Regions from separate parts of the Homo sapiens genome. Here region 1 is linked to region 2. A link is a contact called in ENCODE Hi-C data. All regions are on one chromosome and are shown on one strand. The core of a region is the stretch at or near the end of the contact, and the rest is flanking DNA. Distances in the headings are between cores, read along the strand shown.

Region 1 (6,785 bases), core at 3,156-5,655, 410 kb after region 2:
CATTTTTGTTAAGAAACAAATAATCATAGGAATTAGTTGTTTAAATAGACTTTAGTCTTATACTTGGCCTGATTATTTGCATAAAGTCCAGCAAGAATAATTATTTTTACATAGGCCTTTTAGATTGGCTTTGATGGAAGTCTGTTCCACAAGGAGTCTCAGATAAGACCTTTTAAAACTGAGCCCATCCATGGGTTTGTATCCTTAAACACCTGTGAGTTGGGTGATCCTCTCCTCTTAAGTTCCCAAGATAAACTTGGAGCTCCTAGACCTGTTAGAAAGTGATATTCTTTACTGACCACAGGTCAGGAACCCTGTACAGGGACTATGTAGACAAGGGTATGAGGCCAGTTTCCTCACTGGGCTTTTATTGGCTCTGTCAGTTGAGATTAACTCCTTAAGAGGAAGCATACCCTTCCAGTCAAAGCCTTGGTAAAATAACCACTTTCTCCAATTGTGTTCTGTTGCAAAAGAAAAATGGATTCTTATTGCATGGATGCAAACAACTATATTGCCATAAGTTAAGAATACTCACAGATAGGTTCTAAATTCTGGAGGAACTGGGCAGAGAGAGAGAAACAAACATGCTCCAAATTTTGATAATAGGAGTACACCTTGCTTAATTATTAAAGGCCATAAATAGCTCAAAATGAGTTTCCTTGACTGAAAAACAAAACAAGGGTCATCAATATTCCAAGCAAAAGTCAAAAAGGTTGCTTCAGCTTTTTCAGTTCAGTCCATTTAGTTAACTCTTGTTTTGCTTGATATTTGTGAATATTTCAGCTCTTTATGAGTCCTGTACATTTTCTTTTATTCCAATGTTACAATCTCTAAAGTTATCAGAAATCTGTTTTTGAGAGCACCTGTTAAAGTTCTATAGCTTGTTATAAACAATCTTTTGAAAAGGATTAAAACAAGACAACAATTGTCTGTGAATTACAAAATGTCCAGGGTAGTTACAGTTAGAAACAAAATCGACAAAGAAGTTTGGTTATCTCCATGGTTTACAATAACATCACAACCTTATTATGATTGATAGCATACACTTAGACATTAGAATTTTAGAAATCCCATACAATATTGGAACATATATTAGCATTATTTACCAAGATATAACCTAAAGAAGACTGAACATCATTTTGGCAATACCATGTACCTAAACATGTCAAATAATCCTGTTTACTTCTCTTTTCTGGACATTCTAGGGGCCCTCTGGACTATCCAAAGAGTTAGGTGTCAGGAAAGACCATTTGGAAACTGAAGTTTGATTTTGGGAAGCCTATTAAATAAGTTTAAAGCACTTGATATTATGAAATAGAATTCCAGGTTACCATAAATTATTTATTTTGCCAAAATGGTACTGAGAAATTTTAAAGAAGCAAAAACTTTTATAACCCTTTGAATTTAGTCAATATGTTCACATAGACAACCTCTTCTGCAAGATTAACTTCCACAATGCTTCTATCACTTGTTTGAACGTTCAACTTTTCCTACCTAACTCAAAACAATCCTTTAATCCAAGGCAAAAGTTTACATTTCCATGCCTTCTTATAACCTTTTACTAAAAAACACATTTTACCGTTCTTAGGCATCTTGCGTGTAAATCTATTTTTAGATTACGTGATATAATGGTAACTCCTGGCAATTTTTAACTTTAATGTAAAACCTGCTAAATTGCTTTAATTGTGTGGTAAGTGCTGCAAAGGTTTGCCTTCTTAATCTAGGGTGTGTTTAGTTCCATATATTCCCAGGCCCTACCAATTGTGAAGCAGGCAAGACAGACAGGTCTCAAAACCCAAAAAACAGTTTGTAACCTCAAAAAACTTAGCAAACCTTGCATCTGACCTGCATTTTACCGTAGTCTTTACGGCTGTTTTTATTTCTTAAAGATTAAAGTCAAATGAACTGAAAGGTACCAGAAATTTTATCTTTCCTTTAAAAAATATTAGATTCAAGTGTTTGTCCTTCTTTGGACCAGATTCATTAGAGCCGTTTTTACAGACATCACACACAGTACACAAGCAGACAAGCACAAGAAAACCCAGTCACTGGGTGGGTACCTTTAAGAGACAAGGCTAGGAAAACATGCAGACATCAAACCAGAGAGGGCTCATCCCCTAAGGCAGGATTGCTAAGCAAAGCCTTGCCAAGCGGTGGTTACCAGCCATGCCCTCAGGATGTAAAACAAAATGGAGGCTTGATTTCACAATAAAAGCTTTGCAGAAAACATAAACGGTGATAGGTGTGGGGCCTGACCTAGTAAAAAACGTCTTCTAAAAGAAAAAAAAAATTAAAGGTTAACTGCTGATGGAGTGGGGCAGAGAAAGAAAAAAAGTTTTAAAATGCCTGGGAAAGACCCTCTTATTCTTATACAACTGGTTCCTCCACCAGGAGAAAAGCTTAATTACTGTCCAATGGAGTAAAGCCCCTTAGCAGGGGAAGGTGAAGGCTTTGGTGGTGCATGGTGGAAAACAACAGCCAGCTGGCTGTACAGGACACTTGGACCGTGCGTTCCAGCCCCAGAAGGGAGGGGAGAGCAGCGGGGAGGTGCTGCTTGCTGGTCAGTCCCAAAAAAGGAAGGAAAAGGCCTGGGAGCAATAGATGATTGGGGAATGGTTTCCCCTACCCTCAGAAATTTGAGGATGAAAAGGCTTAGAATGAACGTTGAGAGGTTTTGAGTCCCCAGTTCACTTGCCACTTCTCAAGCCCCACGTTGGGTGCCAAAAATGTTGTAGGACTCTTCCTTAGTTCAGCTAAAGATGGGGTTCTTTGTCCCACAGCCACAAAAGTTCAGGCTCTCAAACAATTTGAATGGTGAGTAAGACAGGGTTTTATTGGGTGAAAAGAAAGAAAAAAAGGAAACAGGGACTCTCTACAAGGCCAGAGTCCCCTGCTAGAGTGCTTCCCACCTGGTCATTCGAATTCCAGGTTCCACACAGGAAGAGGAGGGGCCAGGCTCCTCCCCACTGCAAATGGTGCAAATATTTGAGGCTCCATCCCTGTGTGCATGCTGGTTGGAGTTTTTTCTGGGGACCTCCTCCCAGCTGGCTGTCTCAATGCTACTCCACTATTGCCTCCCCAGCCTCTAATAGTTAAAATTCCATCCTTCCTACAATGTCTAGGTCAAATGTTGTTCTCCCTCAGGCTTTCCTGAGTCCCTCCAGCCAAAAATAGTCTCCTCTGCTTCCGCATTACCAAACCATTTTGTTTTAACTCTGCAATAATGTTTACCCTCTTGCCTTCTACTATTAGGTTACTTTTGTAGTCTCTAGAAAAGTTACCTCACCTTTCTGGGACTGAGTTTTCTCATCTCAGCATATAATAGAGGGCAGATAATGACTAAAGTCTATCAAATCCAATATTCTATAATCCTAATTCATCCACTGTCAATGCTTTTATGATGGTTAAATTGAATGTCATTTTATCATGGTAACTGACACTAATGGCAAGATGACAATTTTGTACCTAATAGTCACATTGCCACTCTTCAGCATTGTAAAAAGTAAAGTAGAGGTTCCTCTTCAAAGACTTTCCTCCTTATCTAATTAGGAATAAATAGTAACTTCCCTTAAAAGCAAAATTTATTCAAAGACCTATACTAACATTCTTAAATATCTGCTAGCCATAATAAAGAAATCAATGTACTCTATGTTCTTAGCTCTTACAATTTAGCCTAAATATTTGCCTTGGCATGCTTACACTATTCCAAGCAAGCATTAGGTCATAGCCTGTTTCTCTTCCTTATTTGAAGGTGTTTTTACTTTTCTCAACATTCCACAAGTTATTTCCCCCTTCCTTTGTTCTCCTCTGCCTTTGCCTCTTTTAAAAAGTTGTAAGTTGCTAGCCAATTGGGACAAATACAGAATGTGAGGTCCCATTCCAGCCAATGGAAACTGAACACAGCAGTAAGGTGGACACATCAAGTTATAAATGACCCTGCCTCCTTTGTTTGGTGTACTGTCATGGCAAAACTGCTGGCAAGTGTACCCTTTCTGCAGAAGGCATAAAAATGGCCTTGCTGAGGAAATTAAATTTATGTTCAAGTGCTATTTCTTTACAGCACCAAGGAACAAACATTTCAAATAATTTGGTGGCCTGTACGGGGATACATTCTCATATGGAGGCAGTCTCCAGTCCTGTCTCATGAAGAAGCATGGTCCTCTGCCTCTCTGCAGTAGCCTCAAGGATAAGGACTCGAGACCCACCCAGTGTGATGAATAAACCCAGACTCTCAGTAACACACACACACACACACACACACAAAGAAAAGAAAAAAAGAAAGACAACAACAACAATAAAAACTGGCTGGCAACCTGGAGTAAAGCATCCTCACATATCACATGAACCAAGAAACTCTGTACACAGACAAGAAAAAAAAAAAAAAAAACAGAAAAACCAGTAAAGTATTTCCTTAGTAGTCAAAACCAAAGAAAAAGCCACAAGGCAGTAAAGCATTCCTTAATTAAGACATTCCGAAAAAAGAGAAACCACAATGGGGGGTAAAGCATTCCTTAGTCAGGACTAAGGAAAGAAAGCCTCGGGGGTGGGGAGGGGGTGGTGGTGAAGTATTCCTTAGTCAAGATGTCTTAGAAGTTAAAAAGAAGTAAGAAATCTCCATTAAGAAAGAAGTTGAACCTCAGAAAGAAGTGAAAAATCCCCATGGGGGGTTGAACCTCAAAAAGAAGTAAGAAATTCCCACTGAGAGGAGGTTGAACCTCAAAAAAAAGTAAGAAATCCCCATAGATAAGAAGTTGAATCTCAAAAAGAAGTGAGAAATCGCCATTGGTGAGGGGATTGAACTTCACAAAAACCTCTGGTAGTAAAAAAAATTATATATACGTATATATTCAAAATTCTCCTTTTCCCTCTTCTCCGGGAAAGAAAAGGCTAAGCTCCACTCCCGCCGGTTGCTCCCCTAGGGGAAGGGAAAGGAGAAAGACAGCAAAAACAGCAAGTGCGACACCAGACAGCCAGGCACACCAAGAGTTAAGCCCCTCTCCCCAGCCAGGCTCTATGTGAAAAAGAGGGCAGGGACTGATGCCAGAAGGAGAGTGTGGGGGACTGCCTGGGGCCAGGACTGCAGCTGTGCAAATCCCACCCAGCCCAAGAAACTAAGTGTAGGAAGAAAGGGGAAAAAAAAGTAAAAAGGGAAATCGGAAAACAAACAAACAAACAAAAACAGGAGAAACAGATGGCAATGTATGCGCAGGGGTGGGGCCCGTGCCGTGGCCTGACCCTGCCGTTGGTGGGAGCGAGAGAACTCAGGAGGGGAAAAGGAAACGGGATGACAGAGAGAGAGAGAGAAACAGAGTGCAAATGAGAGAGAGATAAATAGATGGAAAGAGTAAGTAAGAGAGAAACTGGAAGAGACAGAAATCAAAGAAAGACACAGAAGGTGAAACTACGAAAACAAAGAGTGTAAAAGGAAGGCAGAAAGTTAAGGCATGTTGAAGATTGTGAAAGTTGTAAGAAAAGTTATGAAAAGGAATTTATGCCAGAAATATTGTATAATTTAAAAAGTAAGTAGGCCTCCTGAATGTAAAATTATTTGAAAAACAGTTTATTTACAAGGTATGTAAGAAAAATAAAATATATTTTTAATAACAGGATTATAAGGAGGCATAAAAATATAGGTTTTTACATACATTAAAAAGTTAAAAATATATATTTTGTTTTAAAAGTTTAAGCAAGTTTTAAAATGTTAATTGTAAAGGAAATTCTGTGTGTAAACATAATGGCTAAAGTTAAAGAGGTATCATCCAGTTTTTCTGTGAACTGGACATTAAAATAAAAGCACAATAGATTTTTCTTAAAGCACTAACCTGCTCTTTAGCAAAAATTATAAACAGTTAAAAAGAGTCTATAAAAGTCTTACCTTATAGTCAGACATCAAAAATAGATTAAATATCTACAAGATTTTATTAAAATTAAGCTTAACATTAATAGCACATTAATATAAAAAATTTAACTTATCTGGTATAAAATCATACAAAAACACTGTCAAATATAAAACGGTGTTTAGCTTTCTTAAGGCCCAAAAGTGGCTGGGTAAGTCACAAGGCTCCTCATCCCCAAGGCCACAGTGCACAGGGGCGGTGAAGGCCACAAGAAGGCCAAGACCTTAAGAGAGGGCAAGGCCACAGCATCCCCTGGGCAGTGCTGAGCAGAGATGGAGCAGGAGGTGTCACCATGAGGCCTCAAGCCCCAGGATATGCAGCAGAAATTACACACTTAATTTATCTTCCACTTTCCCTTCCCTCAGAACTGAAAGTATTTTAGCACAAGTACCATTCCTAGAATTTCCAGTACACCAGCACCAGCCTGAAAACCACATTCTCATCAAAAGATAGAAAAAAACTCAAGCCAGCCTGGGAAGGATCCTATTTTATGCTGTTAACCACTGAGACTGCCGTCCACACAGCTGAGAAAGAATGGACCCACCATACTCGAGTCAAGAAAACATCTTCCTCTTCAGAATCATGTTACTGTACTAAGATCAAGCCCTACTAAGTTAAAGTTAAAGAAAGCTTAATTTTCATATACCTTCTATATTGCTTCCTTTCCTTTCCTTATTCTGTTACTAGCTTCTTTGTTATTAATGTAACTAAGTCTGACTCACCTCAGACCATTACCTTTAATGCTTGCTCTGTCATACCTTGTGGAGATGTAAAAGATCAATGACAGCTAGCCTTTTCACACAAATATTTATGACCCGGCTCTCTACTGGACACAGTTACCCCTAGCACTCATCATTGTGATCAGCTGCAGCCAAGACACTGATTTTC
Region 2 (6,758 bases), core at 899-3,398:
CAACATGAAGAGACCTCATCTCACAAAGAAAATTTAAAAAAATTAGCCGGTGTGATGGTGTGTACCTGTCATCTCATCTATTCAGGAGGCCAAAGCAGGAGGATCGCTAGAGCTCAGGAGGTTGAGGCTGCAGTGAGCCGTGTTTTCAGTACCACACTCCAGCCTGGGCAACAGAGACAGATCTTGTCCAAAAAATACTAATAAAATAAAATATTTTTAATTACCATTTACTGAGGATTCAATTGAATCCTCACAGTAATCTAAGTAGTGGATAAAATTACTGTCTTCATTGTACAGATGAGGAAATGGAAGCATGTGGGTTTAGATAACCTGCCCAAGCTCACATACAAACAAAGCTGGGACTTGAACTTTGCTCTGTGGAACCCTTTGGCAGTTAGCTGATATCTGCTGCAGATAATAGCATACTGACAAAAAGTCCCTTAAATCCTAAAGCATATGTTTTTTAACATGGCAGGGAATCTGGAAGGATGGCTGTTCAGCAGCACAGTGATATCCTCAAGAACTATGGATTTCCACCTTTCTACTCTGCCCTATGTGTTGCTAATGTTTCATGTTCAAGAGCATAGTGCTAGCGGTTTCGGGCATCCTAGGAAGCCATGACTACGTTTATTTAAGAGGAGGGAGAATGTTCTTTATAAATCTCTTTTTTAATTTGTGAGAAAATCTTTCCTCCAGTGCCCCCAGTAGGATTCTCTGCATGTGCTATTGGCTAGTAATAAGCCACACATCTAGGCCTAAATCCAATCACGATTCACTCTCTGAGATTGTTCAAGACGTCGATTTCCCTTAGCCAGCAAAAAAAGAAGGTACACTGGGAGAGGGCTGGTGATGCTGTTGGTATGGCAAAAAGAAAAAAAAAATTGTCTGCCACAAGCACTACAACAAACTTCTTGTTCTAGGGATTAATTTAGTTTTAATATGGCTGATGGAAATGGAGGTTGGGAGAAGAGAGGAGTACAGACAAGAGGGGAGAAGAGAAAGGGAAAATGTATTGAGCACTTCCATGAATTAATGTTAGCTCCTTTTACATACTTCACAATATGCTCTTCACATGGTACTTTTATTATACCCATTTTCTAGAAGCTCTTTTAAGTCTTTCAAATCACACTTGAAAATGGCAGTGACGATTTGAATTCAAATTGATGATTAGAAGGTACATGCTCTCTAGAGATACTGGTTTGTTTTATACTTGCATCTAAGGTGGATAACTTCTCCCCTTAGGGGAGAATGGCTGGAAGTTATCCACCTTAGATGCAAGTATAAAACAGACCAATATCGAAGAATAACTCCCATCTTTTGGAAAACTTGTCTAATGCCTCTTTGCACCTTTAACCTTCTTAACACCCCGAATTAAGCTAAGTCATTCATCCATTAGTTGTATGCACAGCCTGTTGTGCAGTCGTCTATGTTTTTACTTCTTGGTATTCTCTGAGTAAGAGGAAACGTCTGTGACCTTCCACTGGATCCTTGCTTCCATATATCAGAGGCTAAGGCAATCACAGACAGCACTGGTGGGAAACCAGAACAGAAAACACACACACACACATGCACACACACACACACACACACACACACACACACACACGAATGGAACGAGGAACTCCAAGAGGGACTTCTAATATTTCATTGTTATTGAAAATTACACTTCATAAAAAGTCTTGTTCATTTAAAGTTTGAAGAGTGACAGAAAAATAGCTTTCATACTCAAGTCTGCTAAATGTATGATAAATCAAAAAAGATGGAACAAGGAGAAACTTCAAGAAAAACAAAACAGAAAATCAGTGTGTAGTATAAATAACACTTCATTAGTGCTGTAATGCCTTACAAAACAGTCTAAAAAATTCCACAGGGTAATCGTAGTGTACAGCGCAGAAGAGAATAATTTACTATCGTTAGGCGTTTGTAATCCCTACAATGGAAAGGAGAATGTATGCATGTAACCCTTTAATGATAGTGGACTTGCAGGCATAAATCCCTAAATGATGAGATGTGAATACATTTTATAAATTCAAGTTTCTGTTGGGGAAGAAAAGTCAGGCTGTCTGGTTTGACTGGCATGCTGACCTAAGTCAATTACTGAACCACGGAGAGCTGTAGCCTTGGGAGTGTGCTATGTTCTTTCTACGGTCTTAAGAGAGGCCAGGCTCAGGGGTTGAGCCTAGCGGGCTGGTCTCTCGCTCATCAGGCACACATCAACACTATAAACACACAGTTTTTAGCTAGTGGCAGTCAATGCCAAAGGCCTGGCAGCATGCCACACCATCTCAAGGCACTCTCAGCAATAACTCAAATGTTTTTCTGTCAGAAAAACTTTTTCTGTACTGTTTTCAACACTTCAGCTTAGTGTGGGACCGAAGCAGAACGAGGGATAGGAAAAATTAATAATTTTACACTCCAGCTTTCAAAGCCCCCTTTCCTTTGGTAGCAGAGTTTCTTCTTTTCATTCTATTTAATTCTCAAACTCTCCTCAACAAAATCTTCTCTGAAGCAAAGACCTAAAACTTATTAACACGGGAATCCAAATGAAAGACAATAGGTTAATTGTTACTTCTCCCACAGGTGTTTTAAAAAATGTTAATGTGGATTCAATCCTTAAACTAAGCAAAATTTAGAAAAAGTTTTCAAAGGAGTGTTCTCTGGACAAGGATGCCTGGATGTTGGATGGGAAGTAGGGAGTTCCCAGAGGCTAGATTGGATATTATGGAAGGATTACTAGAGTTTAACCACGGAACTGTAAGAATTATGATCAGGCAGAGAACAAAGCAGTAGATCAAATCTAAAAGGGAGACAACATAAATATGAAGAAATAAGATTTCAGGTTAGACGCCAGGAAGAAGGGGCCCAGGTTGGAAAGCAGAAGCATGAGACGAGAGTTCCAGGACCAGTGATTCAGGGGAGGCTGTGAACAATACAGAGAGGGCCAGAAACCTGTTGTTACATCATGTTGGTTACATGGGACAAGCTAGGTTAAAACAGGAGTTCTTCAGCTGGTGGGAGGGGTGGTCTGAGAGAGAGAACAGTGATCCAAGGACAGCCTTCAAGAGGTCTGGAAAAACCCTGAACTCTCCTTTAAAATGTGCAAGAAGAAAACTTGAAGCTTTGATTAAATTCTCAAAGCAATATGTCACCCTAGAATGATTAAATATAGCAGCCCAATGAAAAGCACCTTTGTGGACCCTGTGGATCCCGTGGCAGTGGCGGTCATCTACTGTCAGTCATGTAGTTCAGCCTGGTTCCCACACTCTGATTCCATCTTCTTTAAGCACTTGCAGCAGGATTGGTAATCATTCGCATTCCTTTCTTCCAGTTAGTACCCCTAAAGGAGGAAAAAATGGTTTTGCTTAACATGGACTATTATGAAATGGCATCTCTCTCTCTGGTGACTCACAGGAATGAGGCGCCCTTCTCTGGAAGGGTAGGTTGCCCACAATAATATTGTCTTTGTTCTTCTAGATGAACAGCTAGTCCATCTCAGTCTCTTGCCTTATAGATCTCTCAGGTATGAGCCAAATGCCAGTCCACTAGATATCCTGGGCTCCAAGGGCCACATATCAAACTCTCCAAAATGCCTCTGTCCCTAGGATGATGGTTGAAAGGGGGATGGGAATGAAATGCACAGGATATTAATAGCTCTTTACAAAAATATTTTAAAATTTTATATTTCCCAGGCATATTAACTTCAAATATTTTGTGCTCTCAAGTGGATGCCAAGCCAAAGCCTCAAAGCCTGTAATTAGCTACCTTCTTTGCAAACCCTGCATTAATCATCTTATTTTGAGATGTGGGGAAAGTTGGAGTGTATTTTTGGGGGGCCATGAATAAAACAAAGATAGAAATAGTTTGATTTCAGCAACTTCTTACTCATGAGTATGTTAAGGGATAGGAGGAGTATCCCATGGCTATTAACAGTTTCTACTGGGGACAAGCACCAACCTATCAAAGCACAAAATATAATATTTTGAGGAAATTGGTCCTGGAAGAACCATGGCACCATCTGGTTCTTGGAAAAATAGGCACGCGTTTACTTTACACTTGAAAAGGAAGCTTTTCTGCTCTGAATTGTACTGTTTCAAGTTGATAAACCTGTTTCTGAAGGGCACATGTTGCTTTCTTTATTGGATGCTTATAGTGACACATTCCTGTTTGTGGGGGAGCTGCACAGGGTAGGCAGGGGAGGTGAAGACTCAGAGGAGAGACAGGGAGGAGGGGTTCCCAAATGTCTTGATATGAAAAATAGGAAACAGTTCCTTTTTGAAAACCTGTAAGTTAACCAGCAGTAGCAACAACGATGAACTGTCATGCAGAAGACTGGCTGAGGTTTGGGTTATAAAACAATATTTGCCATCAAGAGGGTTTTAGTATTCCAGTTTGCAGCAGGAGTGGCTTGTGGCCAGGCTCAGCCTTGCTAGAGAAGCTCAGAGGGTTTTCTTATAAGTCCCAAACTATTTAAAAAACAGACTCAAACACAGTGATATCTCACTTATCCAGCCCCTTGCAAAACAGATGTTCCACAGAAACACATTTCTAGATGATATTTAGGTTTATGTTATAATTTAATAAAGCTTGCAAAATAATTTTGTTCATTTGTTTTTCTTATTTCAGTCTGATCCTTATAACAACCCACGGAATACAGCATGGGAGGCTTTATTAATCTCACTGACTTGCCCACACAACAGAGGTAGCATAATTGGTTTTTGCCTTGCTCCCCATGGCTCTCAGACTTCTGACCCTAGGTATATCTCAGAAACTTTTTCAATATATTAAAGACAGGATAATTTGTGAAATCCTACTAGTATTCACTCCTAGGAAAAAGAAGACTGAAACCAGAATTGCGTTGAATATAATAAGGGTTTTAAGTATCTTTTTAATATTTTAAATATTTAAAATACCTTTAAATAGTGCCAAGTACTATTAGGTACTGTCAAAGAACAAAGGAAGATCCTGGACTTAAGGAATCTCTGGGATGAGGTCAATGTGGTGGCTGGGATGGTGCTGGGCCAGGGGGCAGGGAGTCTGGGAGGCAGGCCATTTCTAGAAGGGCCACGCAGGAAGGAAAGACAAAAAGCGGGGGCTGGATGTGGGGCAGACATCAGCCTGAGAGGGTGGGCAGAGTATAATGGGGTCCTTAGCAAGACAACGCCTGAGCTGGGCAAGGCAAGGTGAGATTATGTGGAGAGCCACCCACTACCACCATGTTAGCAGTTTCTTCATGTATGGGATCATCCTGTCCAGCCCAGTCTCAAAGAGACCATTCCCAGTGCTTCTGGGGTTTTAAGAAGGTAATAATGGAATGACAGGCATGGCCACTAATGGATGTTTTATTATCCTAAGTTTACCCAGGAATTTCTTATTTCCTATGACCCTGTTATCAAATTTCATCAGCTTTTGCAAAAATGAAATGTTTATCCTACTGGAATTTTTTGGAGATCTCACACTTTATAATATTTGCAATGCCCTTGTTAGGAAGTATGTAAATCCTATTCTATTAAGTTTTTAAAGTTGAAGCTCAGATAATCCATTGCCCAGGGTCTTCTGCTGAAAGGACGAAAGGAAGTACTGTATCAGACTCCAAAATCAGCATTATCCCAAAGCTAAATGTCTACTCAGAAGGAGAAATAGAAGCATCCTTTGACCACCAAAGGAAGTCCCTTCCTTCACCCTTGGTATATTTCTCCTACTAGTAAAGGGATCCATTTCTGCCTGCTCCTGAGGCTTCTTTCCAGCCTTGCCTTCTGTGCCTTTCCATGGCTGCAGGTTCTATTCTTGAATTAACTTGACTCAGTCAGTTCCAGGGTTGGCCAAAGGAGTACTCACCATTTGTTCTGGGTTCCCAGCTACTTCCTGCAGTTAATTCCTAGAGAAGTTGCGGCTTTGGGAGCCTGAGGTTCTTGTTTTTGATCCTGAGTCTATAATAGCACCTCACTCTTCATCATACCCTCCTAGCCCTTATAATCACCAGGAGATTTATCACTGTCCCAGTCTACACTGGAGGTTTCATTCTGGGCCCCCTTCTGAGAAGTTCTGTAGTTTTTCCAGGTCTTTTCTTCAGCTTCTGCCTTTTCCTTCTCCAGTCAGTGGGGTTCCTCCCCCTAACCCAACCCAGTGGCTAGGGCTGAATATTGACTGCAAGTCAGTCTGGCTTTCTAGGATCAGAGTATCATCTGGGGCCAGGATTCCTTGCTCCTGGGTCCTATTCATCTGCCAGACTCCTGCTCCATCATGTTGGTTCCCAGTGCCAACCATGTGCCTGAAAATTGACTGAAAACCACAATAATGTTTAGCCATGATGAGCCACCTCTCAGCTCTGCTGCTGTCAAGTCATCATCTGTTCACTGCCACCCTGGGCCTTCTGATAGCTCCTACCATACTGGACTACTTACAAATCCTAAGAGAAAACAATCTTTCTGGGTTATTTAAGCCATCTCTCAAGTATCTTCTTAAAAAGTAGAAAGACAGGATGTCCGTTCTAAGATGGCTGAATAGGAATAGCTCTCGTCTGCAGCTCCCAGCATGATCCATGCAGAAGATGGGTGATTTCTGCATTTCCAACTGAGGTACCTGGTTCATCTCATTGGGACTGGTTGGACAGTGGGTGCAGCCCATGGAGGGTGAGCCAAAGCAGGGCGGGGCATCGCCTCACCTGGGAAGCACAAGGGGTCGGGAGATTTCCCTTTCCTAGCCAAAGGAAGCCATGACAGACTGTACCTGGAAAAACGGGACACTCCCACCCAAATACT

Evidence for each region. Hi-C counts contacts between places; a loop is a spot of excess contacts on that map. Pooled maps may share reads with other maps.
Region 1: a map of chondrocyte shows a loop between it and region 2 (2.5-fold over the local background). The contact joins two enhancer-like sites. A Hi-C loop is called at or near these places in 2 of 168 maps with a recorded cell type or tissue (chondrocyte and psoas muscle) and 2 of 50 pooled maps.

What each region holds. Positions count from the first base shown.
Region 1 is chr1:171,215,731-171,222,515 of GRCh38, forward strand. All of the region lies in intron 2 of FMO1-AS1 (FMO1 antisense RNA 1), which reads right to left. The region is part of intron 1 of LOC124900413 (a long non-coding RNA gene); the gene reads right to left. Among named protein-coding and RNA genes, the nearest start is that of FMO1, 29 kb to the right of the region's middle. RefSeq lists an enhancer at 3,903-4,464. Within about 2 kb of position 4,406, at least 10 of the 41 ENCODE cell types and tissues checked have a DNase peak (open chromatin) inside an H3K27ac peak, as active enhancers do.
Region 2 is chr1:170,804,268-170,811,025 of GRCh38, forward strand. It overlaps LOC124904454 (a long non-coding RNA gene), which reads right to left. Exons shown (of 2, transcript XR_007066729.1): 2 at 1,632-3,337. Among named protein-coding and RNA genes, the nearest start is that of MROH9, 130 kb to the right of the region's middle. Within about 2 kb of position 2,149, at least 6 of the 41 ENCODE cell types and tissues checked have a DNase peak (open chromatin) inside an H3K27ac peak, as active enhancers do.